2 separate regions of the Homo sapiens genome follow, and region 2 is linked to region 1. The links are chromatin contacts, found by Hi-C or POLR2A ChIA-PET in ENCODE. All regions are on one chromosome and are shown on one strand. Each heading gives the region's core, a stretch centred on a gene start or an enhancer-like site at or near the end of the contact. The rest is flanking DNA. Distances are from core to core; before and after follow the strand shown.

Evidence for each region. Hi-C counts contacts between places; a loop is a spot of excess contacts on that map. ChIA-PET counts read pairs that join two places held with the same protein, here RNA polymerase II (POLR2A). Pooled maps may share reads with other maps.
Region 2: a loop to region 1 is called in a map of OCI-LY7, with 5 times the contacts of the local background. The contact joins the promoter of TTYH2 here to the enhancer-like site in region 1. A Hi-C loop is called at or near these places in 2 of 168 maps with a recorded cell type or tissue (Calu3 and OCI-LY7) and 1 of 50 pooled maps. POLR2A ChIA-PET finds 5 or more read pairs at or near these places in 4 of 52 experiments (GM12878, activated CD4-positive, alpha-beta T cell, naive thymus-derived CD4-positive, alpha-beta T cell and 1 more).

The regions. Positions count from the first base shown.
Region 1 is chr17:73,589,700-73,594,281 of GRCh38, reverse strand. The region is part of intron 1 of SDK2 (sidekick cell adhesion molecule 2); the gene reads left to right. Among named protein-coding and RNA genes, the nearest start is that of SDK2, 52 kb to the left of the region's middle. RefSeq lists enhancers at 3,873-4,377, 4,378-4,582. Within about 2 kb of position 2,486, at least 7 of the 41 ENCODE cell types and tissues checked have a DNase peak (open chromatin) inside an H3K27ac peak, as active enhancers do; they include GM12878 and OCI-LY7, where a contact is called at or near this core.
Region 2 is chr17:74,211,879-74,216,381 of GRCh38, reverse strand. It overlaps TTYH2 (tweety family member 2), which reads right to left and starts at 2,811. Exons shown (of 14, transcript NM_032646.6): 1 at 2,666-2,811. The coding sequence starts at 2,794. It overlaps MGC16275 (a long non-coding RNA gene), which reads left to right and starts at 3,061. Exons shown (of 2, transcript NR_026914.1): 1 at 3,061-3,858. RefSeq lists an enhancer at 467-516 and a silencer at 2,775-2,934.

The DNA of each region.
Region 1 (4,582 bases), core at 1,237-3,736:
CCCAGCCTGAGGGGGTCAAGGGTCGAGGGAGCTGTCCAGTGGCTGACCTTCCCCTACAGCCCACGAATCCCCATCAATGCCGCCTTCCCGCTGTCCAACACTCAGCCTCAGAGGCTGGCCAGAGTGAACCACCTGCTGGCTCCCAGACGTTGGGAGGCCTGACATGACCAGGTTTGGGGAAACAGTTTTTGAGTTGGAAACGATATTAGATAAAGCTGGATTGGAATTCCAGACATATTTATTGCTGTGGGTTGTGGGGCCATTTTCTTAACCTCCAAGCCTCTGTTTTCCCTTCTGTTACATGGGGAGGTTGAAACCTACCTTGTAAATTCCCTGTGGGGATTAAAGGAGATAATGCAACCAAATTGTCCAACACAGACTCGGCCACATGGCCAGTGCTCAAAGAAGGACGGACAGTGAGATATGGCCAAGGAGGGTAAGTGAGGAGCCAGGGACAAAAGAAGAAGAGGGCTGAGGAAGCAGGGTCCCCTCAGCCCTGCCGCCCAGGCCCCTGTGTTATTTAATAGCCACTTTCAGCTGGTGTCTCCTGGAAGCCTTCTGCCTAATCCAGTTAACACCTTCCGTGATCCGATTACTGCATGTCAGAAACCCCAAATCTGATCAGTAAACATGTGAGTGGCACACTTTGGGGGGGCACTGCAGAGAAGGGGTTCAGCTTGAGGTACCATCTGCTCCTTCCCTGGGGGGCTCTGGCCCTTCCAAGCTAGGTGTTCTGCCTCTGGGTCTATTGTCCTGGGCCACTCCTGGTCCCTTAGAGGCAAATGTTGTCCAGGTTACCCCAGGGCCCAGAGCGCATGCCTCATGGTCTCTGGGGGAAGCCCCCCACACCCCATCTCTGTTCCTTTGGGTGGGGGTTTCCTGCACAATGAGGAGGAAGGATGCTCTTGTGGCCAGGATAGGGAGTGGGTGCTGAGGCTCCTTCATTCTCTGCTCCCCACAAACGTTTTGGGCCTCACAGTAGCCCAGCAACTTGAATTACAGAGGTGTCTGGGCCCCCAGGAGTAACTCTGGATCCAGGGATGACAGAAGGACCACAGAGCCCCACATCCACACTGAACACAGCCCCCCAGTGGCACAGACGTAGGCAGAGGGTGGGGTGGGGTACCCAGCCTGTCGAGGGAAGACCTGCAGCAGGAGCTGGGGTGGGGAGGAGGAGGAGGGACGGCATTTGCGCGGTAAGCTTAGAAACAATCCCCCCCACCCAACCCTCCCTGGGCCTCGAATGGGGAATGAGCTGGCTGGACCGGCTGAACTCCAAGTGTACGTCCCACACCACTCTGGGGTGATCCTGTGACACCGGCGAGCTACGGACACCCCCATGCGCTGCAAACACAGCATTACCGGGGTGAGCTGAGGTTAAACCCTGAAATATGCTTGGGAGACGGGCATGTGGCCAGGCCATGTGTCTGTGACTCTTTGATTCCGTAGATTCCCCAAAGCTCTTGGTGTCACGCACGGTGGTTACAATAGGCTCTCCCTGGACCTCCGTTCCTGTCCTCCTTCCGGAAATGGGGAGCCGCCAGGGTGTGCCTGACTGTTCCGTCTTCCCGTCATCTGAGCATCCTCAGCCAGCCACCAAGGTCCCTGTCCTCGCGCTTCCCCGGCCCTCTCTTCCTGTCTTCATGCCCCAGGCTTGACTCAGGGTGACAGCTCCTGGTGTGCCCCGGTTAGACTCCAGACAGTCACATTTCTGGAAGCCAGCTAACCAGGCCAGGAGGTGGTGGGGACAGATGGCTGGAGGTGCTGCCGGGGGCATGGGGAAGAAGTCGTCCCCACCTCCATGTGGTTGGCCTGCTTAAAAAATAAAAAGCTGGAGACTCTTTCCCTCCCACACTCCCTCTTTGGCTGGGTTCTGACTCCATTTTGGTCATTTTAATTTTTATTAGTCCAGTAAAATCTGCTCTTACACATTTCTGATCATACAGGTGTAACCCTGCTGGCAGGTGCAATGCAGCCACACGGAGCCAGCCTCTAATTTCGGCATGATGGGGGCCGAGAGGCCTAGATCTTTCCAAGAAGTGTACAGTGCCAGGCCCACGGAGGCATGGCTGTGGCCTGCAGCCCATGATGCTTTCTTCCAGTTGTGGATTTACCTTCCTTTTTCTGTGGTGCAAGGGCTACTGGTAGACAGGCTGCAGTTCCCTGCATTCATCGTTATTGACAGATGAAGTCCGGAAGCCTGGGATCAGCATGAGGTTTTTAAGCTGAAGGGGACCGCAGAGATCAACTCCCCCCTCATGTGGGTGAGAAACTGCAAGGTGCATTCATAGCACGTACCCCACGTCCCCAGAGAGGCTGGGTGTGCTCTTGGCAGCCTTTTATCTCTCCTCGAGTCTCCGCTGCACTCCAGACCTGGCCACTCTTACCGTTTTAGTGCTTGATGCTCTTTGAAGATGAGGAGGCTTCCTGACAGCCGCGTGATGGCTGCCCTCTGGTATTGCCCCACCCCACAGATAAGCATCTCCGCAAAGCTCAGTCATGTGCCTGCATGAGTAGGGGGTGCTGGATGGGGACCAGGTCTCCTTGTGTCCTCTCATACCTTTCGCCATGCCATGTCCTAGTTCTTGTAAACCTGCATCTCCAAGTAGATAGGGTGCCAGATAAGAGACAGGATACCCAAGTAAATTTGGACCTCAGATAAACATTGCTTCATCTTTGAGCACCAGCATTCCCCAATTTGCGAGAGTATTCTACACGTCCTACAGGTTTGCACTGTTGCAAACCCCAACTCTAACAGCCTTGGGTCTGAAGGGAAGTTCAAGTGTAACCGAACATCCTGTGTTTGTGTTTTTGCTAAATCTGGCAACCCCACTGTGGCGTCCCGGAAGAGTGTGCTGGTGGCCGGGGGAGCAGAGAGCTCAGGGCAGGTGTTGTGCTGAAACCCTGTTAACCTCAATAGGGAAGGCACCAGGTTCGAGAAGCTGAAGAAGAGACCCGGCGCCAGCAAAGGAGACATAGGGTTTTATTAGGGGCTTACATCCAGGGGAGGGTCCAGTGGCAGCTGTCTGGACAGGAGAAATGCCTTACATATAGAAACAGTTAAGACCGGGTGCGGTGGCTCACACCTGTAATCCAAACTTTGGGAGGCCAAGGCAGGTGGATCACCAGAGGTCAGGAGTTTGAGACCAGCCTGGCCAACATGGCGAAACCCTGTCTCTACTAAAAGTACAAAAATTAGCCAGGTGTAGTGGCAGGCGCCTGTAGTCCCAGCTACTCAGGAGGCTGAGGCAGGAGAATCACTTGAACCTGGGAGGTGGAGGTTGCAGTGAGCCGAGATCATGCAACTGCACCCCAGCCTGGGCAACAAGAGCGAAACTCTGTCCCAAAAATAAATAAATAAACATAAACAAATAAATAGTTCAATGACAGCTAGCTGGATAAGATGTCCGCCTTCCTACAGTCCGGTGGTGGCAGTCTGGGCAGGAAAACAGCAACCATTTGGAAAGGGCATACCAGTTTACATAGCATGGCCACTTAACACTCTACCCTTAACAACCTCTACCTGGCAACCTTCAGTTAACCCAAAACTCAGGGCCTCAATTCCATGCACAGCCCATGTTCTGGATGGGCCCAGGGCTCGGATGTTTCTCATAGACAAGGAGTGACTCTCCGGGTTGGCCATGCCCAGATTCCCCACCTCAGAACACACAATCAGGTGCGTCTGCCACCCAGGGTCATTCTCAGGGTGTGTTGAAGACTTAGAGTCACTAACCTGTATTTTCCCCAGGTGTGCCCTGTTAAAGACTACTTAGGCCAGGGTCTGAAGGAGCAGCCCAGAGCCAGACGGGGCAGAGCAATGGTGTTGCACAGCAGGTGGTGCGGGTCTTGGCAACGAGCAAAGTCAGCTTCAAGTTGCTGCTGTGCTTCTTGTGGGACCTTTGAGCTTTCCAGCATCATCTCCGACAGGGGAAGCGAATGCCGGGGAAGGAGGTGCTGGTTGCCAGGTCCTGTCAAGTCTCATGTGTTCCTGGTACTCCTCTGCATTAGCACATGCCTGGATTACAGTAACAGATTCCGAACTGACCCCTCTGGTCCAGCCGTACCTTTCCATCCACCCTGCAGACAGCCGTCCAATTCTCGTCTTGCTAAATGTCTTCTTTCGTCAATTGCCTCCCCCTTCTCAAAGGCCCTCATCGGCTCCCTGTTTCCTGATGAGCCCAGACTTCGATTCCGTGTGGGTTTAAGAGGCAGCATGTAAGAGTCTGTAACTGGCTGTATCCTTTCTGGCCACCTGAATGGCCCAGGCCCTCTGGCCGTGGGAAGGAGGCCACATTCTAGAGAGGAGTGGACACATTGGAAGAGATTCCTGCCTGACAGCTGCTTGCTTTCTCTTTAAGGCGCTCCCCTTTTCAGTCCCTTCTCTGTTCACCTGATTACAGCAAGGACAAAGGCGTAATTAGGTGCTAATGGCACTCAGCACCTCTGTAACACCTGCTAATCCGCAGTGGCTCTGCGGGGCTGCTCAAAACCAAATGTGCGGCTTGCCTCCTGCTGCCTGGGGATGAGGCTTATTGCTCTCTTGTCTGCCTTGTCCGATTTCACACCCCACTTTGGGTTCCAG
Region 2 (4,503 bases), core at 1,562-4,061, 620 kb before region 1:
GCACCTGCCTGTTTCCATCCTTGCTTAGTCTCTGATGCACACGCACCCACCCCCCACACCCCACACAGCCAGCACTGTGCATTTGAACATGTGGGGCATGAGCTGAAGCCCTTTCTGCAGGCGTTTTGTTCAGTCTCCCCCAATCAGAGTCTGTGGAAGAGATCTCCTTCCTCTCCATTCCCCAGCAGGGTACTGTCCTGAGACACACTCCTGAACCTCTCAGCCACTCCATTGAATGATCTGTGTCACTGGCTCCTGTTATGTGCTATGGGACTCTCTGTACTAGGCATGATATGTGGAATATCTCATCTAATTCTTGCAGATGAAGGGAACAAGGCTCAGAGAGGTTAAGACACCTACCCGTGGTCACACATGGAAAGAACTGGGAATCCACCCCAGCCAACTGGAGGGCAGAGCCCCACCTCAAACTGCTTGGTGTCTGCCATAGCACTGCGCCCAGAGCCCAGCCGCAGAAAATCCCCAGCAATTTCTCCTGAAGACCTGCTGCCTTGGTTACCACGGTCACCCCACGCCTGGCATAGCACTTGCTCCAGTCAAGCTTGCTGAAGACTGGGATGACCGACGGTCCACCTGACTCTGTTAGTGACTGGTGCTCAGGAGGAAAGAAGACATCCAGGAGAGACCTGTGGTCACAACAGGGGAACTTACCAAAAACAGGAGCCACCTTAAATAACACCCAGAGCCAGACTTCCGGTCCTGGCCCACCACGCTCATCTCCTACTCAGCGATCTGAGTGGTGGTGAGGGGGTGAGCGGGACCAGGAGCCAGTGGGCAGGGCTGGTGTCAGCTGCCCAGGAGCAGTGGCCGATGGGAAGGGACACCCTCTGGAACCATTTGATGCCCAGCACAAAGTGAGCCGGGGCCAGAATCCTGGGAGGAGGGGCAGAGGCTGGAGGTAGGTTCATCTGGCTCAACTGCCACCTGCCCATGGGACTGAGGGGGCTGTGGGCAGGCCCAGGATCCACCAGCCACAGCTGTTGGGCTGATAGGAACTGTCTCTGGGGCCATCAGGGTGAGGGAGTCCCCTTACCATCCCTACCCCCACCTAGGGGTCTTCTTGACCCAATGAAAAGTTTAGATTTCCTCCAGTGGAGAGGAGAAAACTATGGCTGGAGACCCCGGGTGTGGGATGTGGGGCACAGGGTTTGGGATGGGGACACACACACACACACACACACACACACACACACGGCTGTTTCTGAAATCATATCCGCCTCTTTTCATGCATTCTCTGGGAGAGGAAGATTCCCTGGAGCTATCCCCAGGCAGCCACATTCTCAGGGAACACAGACTCCCACAGGCTGGGCTCTGGGGGAGGGGGGTGGGTCCACCGACTGCCGTCTTGCTCCTGAGTGCCCACTGAACCCCAGGAAGGGGTCCTGATGCTCCCCTCCCTCTGGTAGGGCAGGCACCATCTGCCTGGGCCTGATGGCAGCCGGGTCGTCAGGGGTTATTATTAGACTCCCTGTCACTGGCGCTTGGGCACCTCACACTGGATCAGGATTCCCTCCAAGAGGCCCTGCTTTGCCCTGATCTGTCCCATATCTGGAGAACTTGACACAGGGAGAGGCCGCCGGGGGCCAAAGTCCTGAGATGGGCGCCTGGCTCTGAATAAATGGACCTCATCCTGGTCCACTGGCCCCAGAATCTTTGACCCAACACAAGGAACTGATACAGGTGGGCTCCCGGGGCCAGAGCAGGCGTGACCAGACCTGAGACGGGCTGGGAGATTCTGCAGCTTTGTTTGTCTGGGCAGGGAGGTCTGGGGAGCCCTGGCCCTGTTTGTGGGGTGCAGAATCCTGCCAAGGGTCAGCAGAGTAGGGAAAGGGCGGGGAAGCCGGGAGTGACTGCCCTAGGCCAGAAATTCAGGGCTTAAAGGTGTGAGGTAGAGAGAGGGGCGTGGGGGAACAGGAATGGGCCAGTCTAGGACCAGGGGACACAGAGAAGCTGACTGTCAATGCAAGGGGGTCCTCAGGACAACAGTGTGAGATGGGCTGACGGAGGCCACCTTCCTTCCCTGGAACAAGCGCAAGCAGCTGTGGGTTCTCTGCGCTAGAGGGGAAGTGACCCACACCGCTTCCCCAAGCCCTGCAGCCTTCCAGCTGAGACTCCCACCCTGCAGGCCGGGGCTGGGGAGGAGGGGTGCTGCGAAGACCGACTCGGGAGACTCTACTCAGTTTCTGCCAAACTTTCCTAGGCCACTCAGCCCCGGAAAGAGAGCGCCCCATCTTGGAATCTCAGACGGTCGAAAACTTCGGGGCACCCCTCAGCATCCCCGCACCTCGCGCGCCAGGATTACCCCGAGACGAATGCCCCTGTCCTTACCCCTCCCCCGCGCCGCCCTGCCCGCTCAGCGTTCAGCCCCTCACCCCGCAGGCGGTCTTGCGCCCTTCCTCCCCTTCCCCACGCTCGCTTCACTCTGATCTCTTCAGTTTTCCCGGCCCCCAGGTTCCCAGACAGGAGGGGACGCGGGCCACGGGCCTGGGAGGGTGGGGGAAAAGGGGAGAGGGGAGACGGGAAAGGGCTGCGCGGGGAGAGAAGGGGTCTGAGAGGCACGTGGGAAAGTGCAGGCTCTCGAGGGGAGAGGGGGTAGTGCGGGGACTTGGGGCGCGCGTGGCTGCGGTCTGGGGCGGCGTAAACTTACCTCCTGGTAACTCTCGTCGCCGGGGCTGAAGGTGCTGTTCACGGGCTGCAGGCGCAGGCCGACGTGCGGGACGCTGTGCAGCCACACGACCCACCAGGGAGCGATGTAGTCCACGCGCGCCGCCTGCATGGCTCGGCCCGAGTGCTACCCACAAGCTGAACGACAGCTGCGCTCACCTCCCGGCCGGGGCCCCGTGCCCGCCCCGCCCCCGGCCCCGCCTCTCCCTGGGCCCGCGCCCGCCCCGCCCCGCCGCGATCCCAGTCCCAGTTCTGGGCGCGCAGCCCGCTGCAGTCAACAGCCCCTTTCTGGGCGGGGATCTGTCCTGGCCGGATGGGAGGAGGGAAGTGAAAAAAGCTCCCAGAAGTCTCTAAATCAGTTTCAGTCTCGAGGTCCCCGGGCTGCTTCTTATTTATGATCAGATCAAGGGTATAAGGTGTCAGTGGGGGCAGCCAGCAGTCATAGGCCAGAGAGGGGCGACTGCCCGTCCCAAGGGCTTGTCACAGGGTAAGTAACCGACAGACTGGGAAAGGAAGGAGGCAATCTTCAGCCACTCGGTCACTCATTCTAAATTCACTCTCATTTTTTGGGCATCTATTGTGCAAGCCCTGTGGACTTAAAAAGAGAAATAAGACGCCGTCCCTGCCCTCGGGAGCTCCCGGCGCATCTGCCCCAACAACTCGCTGAAGCCGCCTGCAGGACGCCTGAGTGAGGACAAGGTGTCTCACTCAGAAAATTTGCTTGATTCTTCCTGGCAAGTGGGACAGGGTGAGCTTCCCGGAGGAGGGGACCTTCGAGCTGTGTAGCGGGGAAGGTAGGAGAGCGATGAGAGCGCCCGGAAGGGACAAGCATTCGGGGAGACTGAAGCGCATTCAACAACATATTTATTGAGCACCTACTACGTCCAGGCACTGTTACATCGGTGATGTAACAAAAGCCGACAAAAACCCTCACCCCGAGCGCAGGCACCGCAGAGGGCGATGACGACCCGAGAAGATGCCGAACGCAGGCCAGGAGGGGGCTCTGGGGAAAAGCAAAGGCAGGGGAGGTTGCCCATCGGGGAGCCTCGCGTCCCTGGGCCCTCCGTACTCTGCACATATGCAGAGGCCCCCACCCGTCCTGTAACCGCAAACTGCTTGGCGTGACTTGGCCAGCGGAGGGAGGAGCCCAGGCTGCAGGACAAGCAGGAGTCAGGGGTAGGTGCGGTGGAGTGATGGGGTCGCGGCAGATTGGGCGTGGAAACCGCGCTGGGCAGCCAGCCTGAGGGGTGCGTATCCACCGCGGCAGGGACGCGGGTGAGAAAGGAGCCCCGGGAGGACGGGGCGGGGCTCCTAGGGTTCTGGCTGAAGGGACCGGGTGGATGCGGACCGACTGAAAACGCTCGCAAACACATATGGCTGCTGGGGAGTGGGGCCCCAGTCACCCGGTGCTCAAAGGCCCTGTGTCCATTAGAGGAAGTCCTGGCCTCGGGGCCTCTCCTCGTGGCCGTGATCCCACGGTTCTGGGGCCCTGCAGGAGCCCAAAGCTGAGGGGCCCGGAAGGCTGGAAACAGCCATTCTTCTCTCATTGGGGTGTCTTTCAACAAATTTTCTTGAGCACGTTCTCTGTTCTAGAGGATACAGTAATGGATAAAACACACGTTCCCGCCTGCATGGCGTCTACAGCCTAGTAGGCGAGGTGAGGTGGACTTGTATCCTGCAAACAGCGATTGCAGGCCTTGTGAAATGTCAGAGTCCCTGCTGTAGGGAGAGGGGATGGAAGGTGGGCGTCAGGGTTGTTTCCCAAAGGACAGTGACATGAGCTGAAGGATGATCGGGAGTCAAAGAGGGGGGTGCTGGGGG